Linked DNA regions of Homo sapiens: region 2 is linked to region 1. Evidence: chromatin contacts called from ENCODE Hi-C or POLR2A ChIA-PET data. All regions are on one chromosome and are shown on one strand. Each heading gives the region's core, a stretch centred on a gene start or an enhancer-like site at or near the end of the contact. The rest is flanking DNA. Distances are from core to core; before and after follow the strand shown. Region 1 holds the start of FLVCR2 (FLVCR choline and putative heme transporter 2). Region 2 overlaps GPATCH2L (G-patch domain containing 2 like).

Region 1 (5,902 bases), core at 1,752-4,251:
AGGCCACTGCGGTCATTTCTTCCCTTCTGTCAGACATAATTCCTCAGTTTGGCCTTCCCACCTCTATACAGTCCAATAACGGACCAGCCTTTACTAGTGGAATCACCCAAGCAGTTTCTCAGGCTCTTGGTATTCAGTAAAACCTTCATACCCCTTACCGTCCTCAATCTTCAAGAAAGGTAGAATGGACTAACGGTCTTTTAAAAACACACCTCACCAAGCTCAGCTTCAAACTTAAAAAAGAGGACTCTGTCAAGAATAGAGCCCAAAAACTCACCAAACAAACAAGTAATTATGCTAAATCCCCTTGGACCCCTTTGGACACTCTCTAATTAGATGTCCTAGGTCCTCCCAATTCTTAGTCCTTTAATACCTGTTTTTCTCCTTCTCTTTTTCAGACCTTGTGTCTTCCGTTTAGTTTCTCAATTCATACAAAACCGCATCCAGGCCATCACCAATCATTCTATACGACCAATGTTTCTTCTAACAACCCCACAGTATCACCCCTTACCCCAAAACCGTTCTTCAGCTGAGTCTCTCCCACTGTAGGTTCCCACGCTGCCCCTAATCCCGCTCGAAGCAGTCCTGAGAAACATCTCCCATTATCTCTCCATACCACCCCCAAAATTTTTCGCTGCTCCAACACTTCACTATTTTGTTTTGCTTTTCTTATTAATATAAGAAGACAGGAATGTCAGGCCTCTGAGCCCAAGCTAAGCCATCCTATCCCCTGTGACCTGCATGCTTCAGGCAATCCAGATTGCCTGAAGCAACTGAAGATCCACAAAAAAAGTGAAAATAGCCTTAACTGATTTCATTCCACCATTGTGATTTGTTTCGCCCCACCCTAATTGATCAATGTACTTTGTAATTTCCCCCACCCTTAAGAAGGCTCTTTGTAATTCTCCCCACCCTTGAGAATGTACTTTGAGATCCACCCTGTCTGAAAAACATTGCTCCTAACTCCACCACCTATCCCAAAACCTATAAGAACTGATGATAATCCACCACCCTTTGCTGACTCCTTTTTCAGACTCAGCCTGCTTACACCCAGGTGAAATAAACAGCCTTGTTGCTCACACAAAGCCTGTTTGGTGGTCTCTTCACATGGACGTGTGAGACAGGATTACCAATCCTTTGTTAAACACACAGCCAGGACTGTACGTGCTTGGAAAGATGCGAGACTGGGAGGCAGTGGTCTGGCTAAAGGACGTTTGCTTTAAATATTCCCATAAATATTTGCTTCGAGTATTTGGAGACGGCATTCAGGTTCACAACCTGCCCAGCTTTCTGGATCATAACCACATTGAGATGCAAAGAATTTGAGCTTCTCCTTCCAATAAGAAAGAAAGAGAAAAAGATTAAGACATGAACTACCCTTTCTAGGCCATGGAAACTCAGAGTGAGATTTCTACTCCATCCTGCTGGACTTGGCTCTAAATCCCAGGCAAGGAGTTTGGCACAAAGCACTGCTCCCACTGTCCTGGCTTCAGCTGTGTGTAAAACAAGGTAAAAGCAGTGCCAAACACCACCAGGCATGGCTTTGCAATTCTATGCAGTAGAGGAGATACTGCACTCTAGGAAAGCTGGTTGGTCCAACTGAAAGCACTGCCAAGTTCTGATGACACCAGAATAGTCTGATGCCCAGGGGCTGCTGCCAGACAGAAGAGCATTCCTGAAATTACAGGTCTAAGTTGGTGGACTGACACAGGTTCGAGAACGACACAGCGAAGGTATAGTATGTTCTAGAAGCATGCTTTTGGCTGGGGCAAGAGCAACTGTGGATGAAAGAGCAGGTCCCCCTGCTTTTGTTTCCCGCCTCTCTTACAGCATCACAATCACTGCCTGTCACACCCAGTTACTGTCACCCAGAGTCACAAACACTGTTGGACAATCAGCAAATTATAGCCTACCACACCCAATAGTTAGGTGCAATCTAACACACGCCCCTGGGAACATTCACAAACTGTTCTACCTACCTGATTGCCAAAGACAGCCACGGAGCAGGCTGTTGAAACCTCATTAGCCCCGAACCAGACGGAAGCGATGCGGGAGGGCATGCCCAGGATGAAAACCTGGGCCACAGAGCAGATGAGCTGGCCCACCACGGTGACCGGAAAGAGATGCGGCTTCAGGCTGCCCAGCTTCACCCAGGCCCCCAGGCAGTTGAGAGCCGAGCCAGTGAGAGCAATGGTGCGCAGGCCGAACTTCTCCAGCAGCCAAGCCACTGGCAGGAGCAGAGGGATGTAAGTCAGCATGTAGCACATGGACAGCCAGTCAATGGCAAAGGCACTGACACCGTAGAAGTGCATGAAGATGTTATTGATGGAGCCGTACTGGATCCACTGAAAGGAGTTGCACATGGAGTAGCAGCTAAACACCAGGACCACGGCCCAACGGCGCCTGCTCACCTTGATCACGCTGAGGTCCTCAGGGCCCGAGCTACTGGGGTGAGCCAAGCCACTGGGTTGGGCTAAGGCACTGGGGTGGGCCGAACTGCTGGGGTGGACAGAGACGCTGGGGTTGATGGAGACGCTGGGATGGACCGAGACGCTGGGATGGACCGAGACGCTGGGGTCCGCTTGGAGTGCGGACTCCGGCACAGGGGTGTCATCGCTCTCTTCCTGGTTGGGACCTTCATTCACCATCGCCACAGTCTCCTCTGGAATCCTGGAGAAGTGGTGAGGACTCCGGCAGTCTTAAGGGACAGTGGCCTCTGCTGGTCTCTTAGAGTTGAAAGGACACTTGCCTATTCCAGAAGAAACAGAGACTAGAGGCTGCGTAAAAGCCTCAAGTGGGGCTTCCTGTGCTCACCTCCAAGCTCCTGCTCCCACTTTTGCTTGGGGCTCTCTGTTGCCACCCGCGGCGATCGCTGTCCCAAGGCCGGCCGCACACGCCGCAGCCGGCTCCGGACCGCTCCTGCCTTGGGTCTCCCCACGAGGCGTTCCTTGTGCAGGAAAAGTTCTCTCCTTGCGCAGCCACTTCGCCCGCAGAGTCCTCTCCCGGGCCAGCTTGGGGCCTCGCCCAGTCGGGCACACGTGACCGCCCCGCCCCCGTCCTGCCTGGCTTCTTCCGCCCCCAACCCCCCCGCCACCACTCCACCCCCGACCCAGTGTCTCTTGCCTTCTCGAGCCCGGTCCTCCGGGCAGAGCAGTTGTTTCGCCACAGCTTGCGGGATGCATTCCTCCCCCACGCCCCGGGCGCCATGGAAACCGCCCGGTTAACCCCCACCCTTTGCACTGCCCCTCATATTCATTTGCCACCCGCTATCAGCGGACCCTGCAAGAAGATCCGCCTTCCCGAAGTAATGCCCAAAATAGAGCCTCTCCGGTGCCTGTCCGCATGCCCTGCGCGCGTGCACCAAAGCCCGGCGCCACCTAAGTGTTCTGGGGAATTCAAGAGGGATTCCCCAACTTTCTCCCCCTTGGCTTAGGCTCCCAGCCCTTTGCTGAACTAAAGAGAGATTTGTAGATTTCCCGGGCTGGTTGCGCTCCTGGGTTAAAGGGGAGTTACAGAAAACTCGCTTTACTCGCTTCTTTCCCTGCGGACGTGGTTTTGTCTTGGGGAGGTTAGATTTGAACCTGTTATGTGGGGCTATTTTTCCTGATGGATTCTGGGCGAAGACCCTAGGGTGCGGGGGAGGGAAAGGAGAGTTTGAAGAAGCCGAAGAAGCTGTCCGCGGTTGTGTGATGGAACGCTTAGCACAGAGCTGGCTCCGGGCTTGGTCTTGGAAGCGGTCTTTGAACTCAAGCAGCCCTAGTCTGCCACCTGCCGGTCCTAGCCCATTTCAAAGGGCAAACCCTCGACTCGTTGCACTGACCTCTGTCCTTGGCGAGGGATCCTGGTAAGGAGCCCAAATTCTCCCTGAGTTCAAACACCAGCTTAGCTACAATGAGGTGCCACTGTAGACCAAGGAACTCCACCTCTCTGCGCTTCAGTTTCTTCATCTGTAAAATGGAAATGATGAAATAATAGTACCTACCTCACCGTGTTGTTCTGAGACTTGAATGAATTAATACACGAATGCACTTAGAAAATTCCTGCCACATAGTAAGCATTCCGCGAATGCTGGCTATCCTAGCAAAAAGCTAACATTTGTTGTACAGTGCTAAACAAATTGAATGCATTAGCTCATTTATGCATCACAAGAATTCTGTGATAAAGTTACTATTGCTGGCCTAAATTTTATAGACAAGAAAACCCAGACTCAGAGAAGTGAAGTAACTTCTTTCTGAAGGTCCCAGCTGGCAAGAAGAGCCATAATTCTCGTTCAAGTCTGTAATCATTCAAGCTGTAGCCTAGCTATTCAAGCACAGTCTGTGGTTAGCAGCGTGGGCACCTGTGGGAGCTTTTTAGAAGGCCAGAATCCCCTCCAGTGTTAAGGCCTTAAAAAACAAAACGGCAACCACAAAACAACCAAGAAGGTTGTCAGGCCCAACCTAGACCCACTGAATTGAAAGCTGCATTTTAACAAGATGCCCAGGAGATTCATTTGTTTACACATTAAATTTTGAGAGCTACTGGGCATCACTGCTTCTTTATTTTTTTTTTCTTTGTTAAACTTCAGACCAGAAAATGAATAACTTGAAGCTCTGGGAAGTGGCTCTCCATTTTGTCTGCACATTAGAATCATATGAAGAAACTCTTAATATCCCAAGTGTTCGGGCAACACCCCATTTAGCGATCTCCGAGGGTGGACCTGAACATCTGCATGTCACAAGCTCCGCTGGTCATCCAAACGTGCAGCCAAGTTAGAACCACTGATTCCCAGGAGAGAACTAGATTCAAATGATCACTCCCTGCTTGAAGGCACCTACTTTTTGGTAGAAACTATAGAGTCTTGGATTATAATGGAATATTTGGAGAGGGAGTTCAGACTCAGATCTAAGAATTTCTACAGTAATTTAACATCTCGTATTGTCACTATTCCTCCTGTGTTTCCCATCATTCTCCAGGGAGCACAGAACTCTGTTCTTTTAGAAGGCCTTCTGAGACCTCTCACTGCTTCTTTTCCCTCGGTCATCATGGGCCTCTTCCAAAACTCTTCATAATATATTCTTAACTTCATTTTACAGATAAGGAAACTGAGGCCTGGAGAGGCGGGTGTGTTACTCAGCGTCCTATAGTGAAATAGCATCAGAACAAGCAGCAATAAAATGGGTGCTCCTTCCACGTGGCCTTTCCCATGAGCTCTTCTGGGGCAGCCCTTCAGCTTGGTGAGAGATTCCAAGGGGTCTAACCTGGGATTCAAGTGAGATTTGGAATTGCTTTTGTGGTGGAACGAGCTGGATCTGTTGTGAGATCTGGGTTGGGTCTGCTTAGACTTGAAGCTCTGTTTTGTCATTCTTAGCTTTGGTATCTTGAGCAAGTCACTTGACCTCTCTATTCTTCAGTTTCTGAATCTATCAAATAAGGATTAAAAATACCTGCCTCCAGCCTGGCACGGTGGCTCACACTTGTAATCTCAGCACTTCGGGATGCCGAGATGGGTGGATCACTTGAGGTCAGGAGTTCAAGACCACCCTGGCCAACATGGTGAAACCCCGTCTCTACTAAAAATACAAAAATTAGCCAGGTGTGGTGGCACATGCCTGTAATCTCAGCTACTTGGGAGGCTGAGGCAGGAGAATCACTTGAACCTGGGAGGCAGAGGCTGCAGTGAGCTGAGATGGCACTACTGCATTCCAGCCTGAGAGACAGAGCGAGACTCTGTCTCAAAAACAAAAAAACAAAACAAACAAAAACCTGCCTCATAGAATTGCTGTGAGAATTAAACAAGCTAATATGCATAAACTGTTTTCAATAATAATGATCATATTCTGGGAGCCACCAGGGTAGGGATGACTCTTGGCTGATTCCTAATGTGGGGGGTAGGGTGTTGGGGTCATCTCTATAAATATTG
Region 2 (5,902 bases), core at 2,533-5,032, 620 kb before region 1:
GTCACCCAGGCTGGAGTGCAGTGGCCAGATCATGGCTCACTGCACCCTCAACCTCCTGGGCTTGAGTGATCCTCCTGCCTCTGCCTCCCAAGTAGCTGGGACCACAGGCATGCACCACCACAGCCAGCTAATTTTTAAAATTTTTTGTAGAGACAAGGTCTCACTGTGTTGCATAGGCTGGTCTTCAACTCCTGCAATAAAGCAATCCTCCCGCCCTGGCCTCCCAAAGTGTTGGGATTATGGGCGTGAGTCACCACACCCAGGCTTTATCCATTTTCAAAAGGTTATTTCCATCCACCTAAACATAGCCCTTGATAGCATCCTTTGTCAATTCTTCAAAAAGATCTTTCAGGAGCTTGTAGGGGAAAAAAAAAATATGAGAAATAAAGACATTAACAGTTTCTGCAAAGAATTATACAAAAAAAATCTCTTTACTTATGGAGGGAATATGAGAGCACCTCAGAGCTTAGGAGGAGACCAGTCCATTAAAACATCTTTTTAACCGTGGCAAAGCCTATGGTTCTCAAACTTGAGCATGCACCAAAGACCCCTGGAGGGCTTGTTGAAGACTGCTGGGCCTTGCGCTGGGAGTTTCGGATTCAGTAGGTCTGGTGAGGGCAAGATGTGCTGATGCTGTTGGCCTAGGGACCACACATTGAGAATTCCTGCTCTGGGCATCTCCCTTTCTCTCCCCATTGCTTCCCACTTCTCCACCTTGCCAAGATTGCTTCTTTGCTGAATGTCTTCATGACATGCCCCATTCTTCAACACTGTACTTTAAAAATTTTTTATTCCCTAAATCTGGCAATTTTACCAAGCATTTATGATGTCTACTCGCAGTGACAGAAAAATTTCTTCTTTTGGCCATAGTTTGTTTTGCTGGACTTGTTAAAAACCCTGTAGGTCCATACTCTTCAACAATACTTCTCATCTTCCTTCTTTTTGATGTTGCTGTTTCCGGGCATTTGATGTTCATCTTTTGGAGACGTTAACACAGGAGAAAGCATCTCTCTACCACTTGCATTTAGTTCTGAGTGATGGAACTCACCATTTTCCTCACCCTTTCCCTCTGTACCAGTTTTCTTCTAAGGGGCGAAATTGTTGCCAGTGACAGTAACTCTGTGACCTTTCACAACAGGAGTGGGAGATCAGGAAATACTGACAAATAAAATTGGCAGCTCAAGCACTAGCAGAGGGAAGCAGCTGACAAGAGCTAACTGCTTTTACCATCCCTCCAACCATCGCATGAACCATGACGTCCTCCAAGCCATGCCTCCAACTAGACTGCATCCACAGCTGCTACAGTAAGCCACTCTGCTCTCAGCCCAGCTCAGATAGGTTCACAAGACATATAGGGCACTGAACACAGCTTCTAACGCTGAGATTTTTACATAGTCTTCTCCCCAGGGGGAAAAACCTGTGTGGCTCAGAATCACAGTAATGAAGCCAAAATGAAACAAAGACCTGAAATCAATCATGCATCACCACCAGGAGCCTTCGCCTGGAGCCAAAGTGGAGAACCCATCGCATCAGCAATGACTGTGCCAGCCTAGTTCCTTTGTCTCAACACTCTGTATCTTTTTCAATTCCAAGTGACTTTAATGATAACTCTGCAGCAACAGAACTTCCCAGGCTATATTACAGGTATACAGATACAGCTACAGTGTCTCTAACTACAACATGCAAGGCTATTATCAATCTATTTGGAAGTCATAACTAGTCGCTTGTCCAGGGTGTTGTGCTTTACTTAACAAAGGATGCTACAAGCATCACAGACTAAGAAGATTTATTTCAGCTTTTGGCCATTTTGCTACAAAAATAGCCTTGTTAGTACCCTATTTCATAGCCCAGCAATGTCCTCTTCAATTCTGAATCGCATTTGATTTCTAAACAATTCAAGGCTAAATGTGGCCTATTTTCCAACCACATACCACTCAGTAAAAATTATACTCAGCCCCCTCCAAATCTGGTACCAGGTAAACAAGCTACTAATTTCTTTTTATTATTTCTTACCAAGAGGCAACACAAGGCTGGGCATGGTGGCTCGCACCTATTATTACAACACCTGGGGAGGCTGAGGCAGGAAGATTGCTTGAGGTTAGGAGTTCAAGACCAGCATAGGCAACAGAGCAAGACCCCATCTCTCCAAAAACTTAAAAAATTAGCCAGGCATGGTGGCACACTTCCATAGTCCTCACAACTCAGGAGGCTGAGGCAGGAGGATGGCTTGAGCTTATGAGTTCAAGGTTACAGTGAGCTATGAACACATCACTGCACTCTAACCTGAGTGACAGATCAAGAACCTGTCTCTAGGAAACAACAACAACAACAACAACAACAAAAGGCAACACAGGAGTTTTGTTCCTTTAAAATACTGCATCTGAAAAAAATCTAAAATTCCTTTAAACTCGTAATTAAAACTAACTTTTTATTATGATCCTCACAGAAGCAGATAATGTTCTGACTTCTGCCCATCGTGGAAAACACACTAAACTAGGATTCAGACAGGCCATTTGTGTAGCCAGCTGGGAAAAATCAGAACCCTGAAATAAATAACAACTGTTTAACTCAGCTTTAGTTATTACTTTTGAGCAGATCAAATACATGAGCTCAAGGATCATCCTCAAAGTAAGTCATAGTTCAGAGTTTTTTCAACACTGATTACAAAACCTCATTTTTGAAACTACGTAACTTCTTTGAAAGATAACAGATTTTTCTTAACTTACGACATTATACACTGTGCCGCATATAAAGAAACTTTAAGATTCAAAATACACTCATTTCTAAGGCTATCCTCTGGAACTGGTTAATACAGAAAGCAAGCAGAATACACTGATTAATAATTCCTTAAACATGCACGTACAGCACCTTAAAATGAGGAGCACAATTTACAACCCTGTGTTGGAAAGTATTTGTGTGCTTAATATTCTGTTCTCTCAGGCAACTAATTTTCTCCCCATTTATTACAGGTAGATGTTGCATTCTTGGGTAATCCCTGTTGAAAGTATTCAAAATGTGTAGAAAAGCATGCCCAAGAAAGATAATAAATATTCATGGTATACTGTTTCATAAATAAGCATCTCAGACTGACTCAGGTCTATCACTGAAAAACAAGAGATTATAACCCAGGGCAGAGAAAATCTGAAAGTCTGGGATTCTAGTCCTGGCTTAGTTATGTGATTTGGAGCAAGTCACTCAACTCTGTGGCTGTTTTCATCTCCTTAAAATGGCATGACTTCGTAGAGATGTTTGAAATGTAAATAATGTTGTATATAAAAATTATTTTTAATCATAGGTAGAAAGGCAGACTATTAGGAAACAAGTTATATAGAAAAAATGTGGGAACACCTTGGCCACCTGACCTTTGGAGGTTTTCACTAATAGGCCATGATCATGGGACCAATCACTGCATGAGTCATAGAGCTTGACACAAACAAAAAATTACGTCCACAGATTTCTCTCAAACCCAACCAAGTATGTTAAAAATATATGCCACGGGTCACTATGGTGACAATGCACATGACAACAAAATCTAACCTCATCACTAGAACAATTCAGTGGTACGATTTTATATTCAACAGACATTACATTTTCTATACTTCTACGGGTGCAGCCCACAGGGAAGGGAAGTGCAGCCTGGGAAGTCCCTGTAAGCACACACACTGCTGCATGAGAGCCAGGGGTGACTCAGAGGCATGCTGGGCCAGCTTCAGCACTCTCCCATCCCATCATCTCCACTCCTGTAAGCACACACACTGCTGCATGAGAACCAGAGGCAACTAAGAGGCATGCTGGGCCGGCTTCAGCACTCTCCCACACTACTGCATGAGAACCAGGGGTGGAACATCCCTGTGAGCACACACACACTGCTGCGTGAGAACCAGAGGCGACTCACAGGTCTGCTGGGCTGGTTTCAGCACTTTCCCGTCCCATCATCTACACCTGCTCTCCCTCTACCATATTCCTGATTATGAACAATTGATATGTTCTCAGTCTTAAAGTGCCATGTAAACTTAGCTTCAAGTCCCCTTTTCCAACTAGATTCATGCCCACCCACCTCCCTTTGATAAAGAAATCTGGAGTTTCCATTGATAAGGACTATAATTTTAAAAGCAACCCGTCATTACACTTCGTATGGGAAACAGGGGCAATCGCACTTTGGGGGAAGGAGGTGCTGCCCCATTCAGCACCTATTTAAGACAGAAAATAAGCAGATGCATGAGTGGGAGTCCCTCTACAATGTGACCAGAGCAGGGAGCACTTCACCAAGAGCTTCTATGTATTTCAGAGTAAACGCACTCATTGGTATAAAAAAAAGAGCCCTTCTGTCAGCTAGGCCCCTGAATGAATGACAGACACTCCTGATAATATTTTCTAGAAAGCGTGGCTTCTCTCCAGCAGCTCCAGGCCATCACTTATTTCTCATTTTGACAAAGTAGCATCCAACTTCAGGCACGACTGTATATATAACTCCACATGCAGCTGAGCCATCATAAACACGCCAAGTATAAAGGCATGTCAAAAAGACATTTTACTTCCCCAAAGCATGGCCCCAAGAAGCCATTATTATAATAGAGTATGAATTTCTGCTGCAGGTTATTAGCCTATAATACTAACAATAAAGTCCTGCTTAGGACATAAAGGCTTACACTGGGACATGAAGTAGTAAGACACAATCCACTGACTATTTTAAATTTGCTGTACACCTAAACCATCTTCTCCATTATACCAATCTGTGTGTGTGTGTGTGTGTGTGTGTGTATACACACGTCCTCTTTCAGTAGAACATAAACTCTGAAGATGAGGTAAAATACAATACAGCTGCTGCTGCTGATGAGCTGTCTGAGTTTCTGCAGACAATCTGCAAAAAAATGGAAGTTCTCAAGGCCCAGTTGCTGGTGTCTCTTTTGAGGCCCCAAAACTTGGTTGATTTATCTTATTGGCACTCTGCATGAATCAAGAGTAGGCTCAAAGGCAAGCCTTATCTCCTGCGAACACAATTCCATACAGGTCTCAACTCAATATTTAAATTTGTTTGGAACTGGCTACAAATTTGGAACTTCCTCAAATGATATTAAAAGCTCTACACAAAAGGTATGCAGAAGCAGTTACTGGTTTTTCAAGAACAAAGACAACTGCAAAAAAGCAACAGTTCTGTAAATGGAGCTGTAGTAAATGTTGAGACAGCAATAACAAGGTAACAAATAGAGCAGAGGATGACCTTTTTGTAAAAAATTGCTGCCTCAATATTTCACTATTTAAAAAAAAGATTCCCACAACATGATCTTCTGAGAGAAAGAATCCACTGCTGTGTTTGAAAGAGGAGTTGGTTCTGGTGGTGAAAGGACTGGGAATGTCGATTAAGATATGCAAGACTATCTAACACAAAGTCCAACATTTGCTTCAGCAACACCCAGTCAGCTCCTGGAGGGTGAAGTCCTGCTCTCTAGCTGTATCCAGGGCTCTTTTCTTGTGGCATTTTAAAAAATGTAGCAGTAGTTGCGTCTGTGGCTTTCTCTGCTGCAGAGGTCCTCACCAACCACTCAGAGCTGGGTGATTTGGGGGCTTGTGATGCTGGTGTGGTTGGCTCCACTGCATCCATGTGAACTAGTAAGGTTACAACAGAGAGGAGCAAAACATCAAGGGGAGATAAATTAGAATAAGACAAATTAGAATGAGAGATACTTAGAAAAAAAATTTTCTTAATCCTTATACTTCATGTCCTAGTAACCCAAGTGGCCACGTAAGGTATCTCTTTCTTCTCTACAAAAAAGTAAAGACAAGATTTAAATAAGATAGTATTTCCTAATCTGAGAAAATGGGTTCAACTGAACAAATAAATTCAGTAGCACGCATTCATAATGTAGTAAAAATCACTTATTACGTACTTATGTGTGTATTG

The links. A loop is a pair of places that touch in the nucleus more often than their neighbours do. ChIA-PET counts read pairs that join two places held with the same protein, here RNA polymerase II (POLR2A).
Region 2: a map of PC-9 shows a loop between it and region 1 (4-fold over the local background). The contact joins the enhancer-like site here to the promoter of FLVCR2 in region 1. A Hi-C loop is called at or near these places in 1 of 168 maps with a recorded cell type or tissue (PC-9). POLR2A ChIA-PET finds 5 or more read pairs at or near these places in 1 of 52 experiments (PC-9).

The regions. Positions count from the first base shown.
Region 1 is chr14:75,575,719-75,581,620 of GRCh38, reverse strand. FLVCR2 (FLVCR choline and putative heme transporter 2) reads right to left here and starts at 3,001. Exons shown (of 10, transcript NM_017791.3): 1 at 1,980-3,001. The coding sequence starts at 2,648. FLVCR2-AS1 (FLVCR2 antisense RNA 1) reads left to right here and starts at 2,033. Exons shown (of 3, transcript NR_110552.1): 1 at 2,033-3,844; 2 at 5,076-5,216. RefSeq lists a silencer at 3,056-3,125 and an enhancer at 3,836-3,895.
Region 2 is chr14:76,201,396-76,207,297 of GRCh38, reverse strand. GPATCH2L (G-patch domain containing 2 like) reads right to left here. Exons shown (of 10, transcript NM_017926.4): 10 at 1-5,607. The coding sequence ends at 5,447. Among named protein-coding and RNA genes, the nearest start is that of GPATCH2L, 52 kb to the right of the region's middle. RefSeq lists an enhancer at 3,575-4,004. Within about 2 kb of position 3,782, at least 6 of the 41 ENCODE cell types and tissues checked have a DNase peak (open chromatin) inside an H3K27ac peak, as active enhancers do; they include PC-9, where a contact is called at or near this core.